Regions from separate parts of the Homo sapiens genome. Here region 1 is linked to region 2. Evidence: chromatin contacts called from ENCODE Hi-C or POLR2A ChIA-PET data. All regions are on one chromosome and are shown on one strand. Each heading gives the region's core, a stretch centred on a gene start or an enhancer-like site at or near the end of the contact. The rest is flanking DNA. Distances are from core to core; before and after follow the strand shown.

Evidence for each region. Hi-C counts contacts between places; a loop is a spot of excess contacts on that map. ChIA-PET counts read pairs that join two places held with the same protein, here RNA polymerase II (POLR2A). Pooled maps may share reads with other maps.
Region 1: a loop to region 2 is called in a map of CD8-positive, alpha-beta T cell, with 3 times the contacts of the local background. The contact joins the enhancer-like site here to the promoter of RPL18A in region 2. A Hi-C loop is called at or near these places in 2 of 168 maps with a recorded cell type or tissue (CD8-positive, alpha-beta T cell and naive thymus-derived CD4-positive, alpha-beta T cell) and 9 of 50 pooled maps. POLR2A ChIA-PET finds 5 or more read pairs at or near these places in 6 of 52 experiments (AG04450, BJ, GM10248 and 3 more).

What each region holds. Positions count from the first base shown.
Region 1 is chr19:18,111,899-18,114,598 of GRCh38, forward strand. The region is part of intron 3 of MAST3 (microtubule associated serine/threonine kinase 3); the gene reads left to right. Among named protein-coding and RNA genes, the nearest start is that of MAST3, 15 kb to the left of the region's middle. Within about 2 kb of position 1,278, at least 3 of the 41 ENCODE cell types and tissues checked have a DNase peak (open chromatin) inside an H3K27ac peak, as active enhancers do.
Region 2 is chr19:17,858,541-17,861,240 of GRCh38, forward strand. It overlaps RPL18A (ribosomal protein L18a), which reads left to right and starts at 1,370. Exons shown (of 5, transcript NM_000980.4): 1 at 1,370-1,434. The coding sequence starts at 1,417. RefSeq lists enhancers at 918-1,653, 986-1,365.

The DNA of each region.
Region 1 (2,700 bases), core at 28-2,527, 250 kb after region 2:
AGACGCCAAGCACTTATGAGGCACCTACTGAGATCCAGGTGCTAAAGGCATTGCTATAAAGAAAACATAGTCCCTCCATCAATGACTTCTCAGTCAGCTTAGGGAATTCAGTGATAAAACTAATGGATAAACAAGATGTATTCAGACAGGGACCTCTTGGGGAGGTGATGTTTGAGCCAAGGCCTGGGCACAGCTAAAGAAAGATTGGCACCAGGCAGTGGGTACTGCATGTGCAAAGGTCCTGTGGCAGGACTGAGGTGGTGGGTTTTTTGTTTTTGTTTTTTGAGACAGTCTCACTTTGTCGCCCAGGTTGGACTGCAGTGGCATGATCTCGGCTCACTGCAACCTCTGCCTCCCAGGTTCAAGTGATTCTCCTGTTTCAGGCTCCGAGTAGCGGAGACTACAGGCGTGCCACCACGCCCGGCTAATTTTTTGTTTGTTTGTTTGTTTGTTTGAGAAGGGATCTTGCTCTGTTGCCCAGGCTGGAGTCCAGTGGTACCATCTTGGCTCACTGCAACCTCCGCCTCCTAGGTTCAGGTGATTCTCCTGCCTCAGCCTCCCAAGTAGCTGGGATTACAGGCACACACCAACACTCCCGGCTAATTTTTGTATTTTCAGTAAAGATGGGGTTTCACCATGTTAGCTAGGCTGGTCTCGAGCTCCCGACCTCAAGTGATTCTCCCGCCTTGGCCTCTCAAAGTGCTGGGATTACAGGCATGAACCACCAAGCCTGGCCTAATGTTTGTATTTTTAGTAGAGGTGGGGTTTCATTATGTTGGCCAGGCTGGTCTTGAACTCCTGACCTCAGGTGATCCACCCGCCTTGGCTTCCCAAAGTGCTAGGATTATAGGCGTGAGCCACTGCACCCCGCCTGAGATTTTTTTTAAGCCTCTGTGTCTGCCTTGGGGGGAGAAAGTTCTGCTGGGGCCAGGAATGGAGGTGGCCAGAGAGAAGGAGGTGGCTAGGACAACATCCAGGAACAAGTCGAGGCATCCACTGAGAATCAGAGACTGCCATCACCCCCATTTAGTGAAGAAAACAGGGGCATAGGACCTCAGAATGTGTTATCAGGAGCATCCTAGGAAGGTTTCGGGCCAGATCTGACTCTGTCTAAATCCTTGGCTTCCACCCCAGGTGAGGACATGATGAAGGGAGGGACCCGTGTGTTGGAGGCCGCTGAGCAGATTTGACCAGTTTTAACTGGGAGGGGAGGGAGGAAGTATCTGGGACTGAGAAAGGCCATAAGGCTGCCTCACTCACCACCGGGGGGCAGCAGAGCCACATTGCCTTGGGCCTGGCGGGGGAATGGGTCCCTGCCTGCCATGTTCCAAGCATCCTAGGAATAAGCTCATAAACGTCCCAACAGAGTCCAGCCTCTGCAACTCCCCTGCCTCCTTTTTTTTTTTGAGACAGTCTCGCTTTGTTGCCCAGGCTGGGGTGCAGTGGTGTGATCTCTGCTTACTGCCACCTCCGCCTCCTGGGTCAAGCGAGTCTCCTGCCTCAGCCTCCTGAGTAGCTGGGATTACAGGCATGCACCACTACACTCAGCTAACATTTGGGTGGTTTTTTTTGTTTGTTTGAGACGGAGTTTTCCTCTTGTTGCACAGGCTGCAGTGAAGTGGCACGATCTTGGCTCACTGCAACCTCCGCCTCCTGGATTCAAATGATTTTCCTGCCTCAGCCTCGTGAGTAGCTGGGATTACAGGCATCTGCCACCACTCCTGGCTAATTTTTTGTATTTTTAGTAGAGATGGGGTTTCACCATGTTGGCCAGGCTGGTCTCAAACTCCTGACTTCAGGTGATCCACCCGCCATGGCCTCCCACAATGCTGGAATTACAAGCGTGAGCCACTGCGCCTGGCCTGATCTTTATATTTTTAGTAGAGACAGGGTTTCACCATGTTGACCAGGCTGGTCTTGAACTCCTGACCTCAGGTGATCCACCCGCCTTGGCCTCCCACGGTACTGGAATTACTGGCATGAGCCATTGTGCCTGGCCTTGCAACTTCCCTGCTTCCATCCTATCCATCTCCCCGTCGCTCACTTGGCTCCAGCCACATGGCTGATCCTCCAGAATGCAGGCTGGTCCAGCCTCAGGGCCTTTGCACTTGCTGTCCCCACTGCCCAGAGCTCTGTTCCCTCCTTTCTTCTTCCGTCACATCCTCATCAAGGCCTCAGCCTCAGATAGGAAGCCTTCCCCAACCACCCCCTCCTTCCAGGCCCCACAAACATGGGGTATAATATGCATTATACCTGTCCATTTCCACATCCAGACCCCAGGGATTTTCTTTTTCTTTTTTTTTTTTTTTAAGACAGTCTTGCTCTGTTACCCAGGCTGGAGTACAGTGGTGCGATATCTCGGCTCACTGCAACCTTTGCCTCCTGGGTTCAAGTGATTCTCCTGCCTCAGCCTCGAGAGTAGCTGGGATTACAGACATGCGCCACCACGCCCTGCTAGTTTTGTATTTTTAGTAGAGACAGGGTTTCACCATGTTGGCCAGGCTGGTCTCGAACTCCTGAGTTCAAGCGATCTGCCCATCTCAGCCTCCCAAAATGTTGGGATTACAGGCATAAGCCACGGCACCCAGCCAACCCCAGAGATTTAATTTCCACATTGTCTTGTGTGATTATCCAGTTATTTTTCTCACCCAGAGGTTTGACAGCCTCTCCGAGACCAGACCTTGTCTGTCCTGGTCATAT
Region 2 (2,700 bases), core at 120-2,619:
AAAAGAAAAGAAAAGAAAATCACACCCAGTAGTGACTTGAATCCACAAAACCAGATTAAGAGAACCAGAAATGCAAAATAAGAAAATGAAAATAAAAAATTGCATGCTTGCTGTCCTTTATTTTCTTTCTTTCTTTCTTTCTTTTTTTTCTGAGTCGGAGTCTCGCCCTGTCTCCCAGGCTGGAGTGCAATGGCCAGATCTCGGCTTACTACAACCTCCATCTCCCAGGTTCAAGCGATTCTTCTGCCTTAGCCTCCCGAGTAGCTGGGATTACAGGCGCCCGCCACCACGCCCGGCTAATTTTTGTATTTTTAGTAGAGACGGGGTTTCGCCATGTTGGCCAGGCTGGTCTCGAACTCCTGACCTCAAGTGATCCACCCGCCTCGGCCTCCCAAAGTGCTGGGATGACAGGCGTGAGCCACCGCGCCTGGTCTTTTTTTTTTTTTTTTTTTTTTGAGACAGAGTCTCACTCTGTCGCCCAGGCTGGAGTACAGTGGCGCAATCTCGGGTCACTGCAACCTCTGGCTCCTGGGTTCAAACGATTCTCATGCCTCAGCCTCCTGCCTCTTTCCTCTTAATTTTACTTCATAGCCTTGTCATCAGGGAGTTGTTTGCGGGTGTTTCTTTTTTCATATCTGGTCCCCGTCCTCATCCCCAGGAGGGCTTCTTTCTGCCCAAGCAAACTGCTAAGTCCAAGCCCCTCAAAGTGGGCGGCTGGATCTTGATCCATTCTCCGGCTCTCCGCGCGCTCTCCCCCAACCCCTGCTCCCTCAGGTTCTTATGAACTGGAGGCAGACAGACAGAGTTTGAATCCCAGCTACTACGAAACACAAATCGGACCCCAAATTAACAAAAACAGCATTCCAGAGCTTATTCAATATTCGTGCTGCAACATCGCTAGGAGAAAAATATATTATTTGTATTCCCATTTTACAGATACCCTCAGGTATCTGGTGGAGACCTCCGTAACACACCTCCCCGGAGGATGAGGCCCCGAGTGTGAAGCATCGGGATCTCACGGTAAACACCGCAGCCACCCGAGGTAGCTTAGGTTCAATGCTTAGGCATCCTGCAGGCGGCGCGCGCCGCCGCCCCTAGTTGCAGCCGGGACTGGCGGAGTGCCTACAACTCCCGACGTGCCGCGCGCGCAGACGCTCCGTTGCGGTCGTGGTGGAACAGGTGGAGCTTGCCTCGTTGCCTTCTGGGAAACGAAGTCTCGCTGAAGAGAGGCGGAACTTTGAGTAGCAGGTGGATCCATAGCCAATGAAGACGCGGGTCGCTTTGAGTGCGGGGCAGAGAAGCCAATGGACGTGCGGCATTGAGAGGGCGGGTCTTCCGGTAGTGAAGGCCTGGTGAACGGCTGCGCGACAGAGGACACTTCCTTTTGCGGGTGGCGGCGAACGCGGAGAGCACGCCATGAAGGCCTCGGGCACGGTAAGGCGGGCGCGGCGCGGCAGGGGGCCAAGGGATGGGGCACGGGCCCCATCAGGGGCCTGCATAAGTGGCGTGGGCCGGGTTGGTGCCGCGCGCTTCTGTTTGGGCCCCCCTTGGCCGCGCGCCGCCTTCTCTTGTTGCACCCAACATGGCGGCCATCGTGGGAGCCGCGTGGAGAGAGCGATGCGTGACCTGGGCCAGCTCAGGGATCGCGGGGGCCCAAGGACTCCGGGTCTTCTTCCCGGGGGAAGGAATAAGTCGCGCAGCATAGAGGCCCTAGCCCCGGCACCTCGTCGAGCCGCCAAGTTTCTGTTTTCCTTTCTGCAACGTGGACGTGGCGGTAGAGCAATAGTGTGTTTTCTTTCTGCCGGAATGGCTGTGAGAAGCAGATGAAAATTGCTAACAGTGAGCCGAAACGGGGAGCGTGAGGCTTAACGCTGTGGTACATACTGGATAGAATCAAACGGCTCTATGGCGCAGAGATAGGAGAACCTGGACTCCCATGGAGTGGGTGTATTATGTCCAGATCTCCAGCTTCGGTTTCCTTGCTGTCAAAGGGGCGGGCCCCATTGTTCCCTTCCTGAACGTGTGCCGAGGCCGGTGGGTCAGGTTCACAGTAAAAGTAGGAACTGCGATAATTTGTGACTATTTTTCATTGATAACTAGTGAAAAGCTGGCGAGTCAGTTTCAGAGGTGGTTTCTTTGTGCCATATCACAGAGCCTGGACTTGACCAAAGATTCTCACCTCTGCATCTGTAAACCGGGAGTCTTCCCTGGGCCAAACGTTTGGATTGCAGTTGGGAAAACGGAGGCAGCCGCAGCTCGCGTGGCAACAGTGCAGGGATCCCAGGGCTGGGGAGAGACCTGAGGTCTTGTCCTAGTTCTGCCTGGAATGGGCTGTGAGATCCCATGCTGGTCACTGGGCCTCAGGGTGAAAGAAGATGTTGGCTGGATGTTTTGAGGTGCAGAGTGGCTGTTTGACGGCGACTGCAAAGCAATTCAGGACTGCAGCATGAAGAAAGGAGGCTGTGGGTCTAAGCCACAGCTTTCCTGGTCTGAAACCCTTAGCCCAGGCAAAGGAGAGGCAGGCAACTCAATTAATCCTCCCTGGAGACCTCCCTCTCCTCAGTTCATTTTGTGTATAAAGTTGTGGTCGGGAGTGTGACCTACAGTCACCAAGAATCCACATGGAGGCCCTAGGGTGGCCCTGCCTCCTGCTTCCCGAATCTGTGGTCACTAGATGTAGGAAAGGGAGTGAGGTGGATC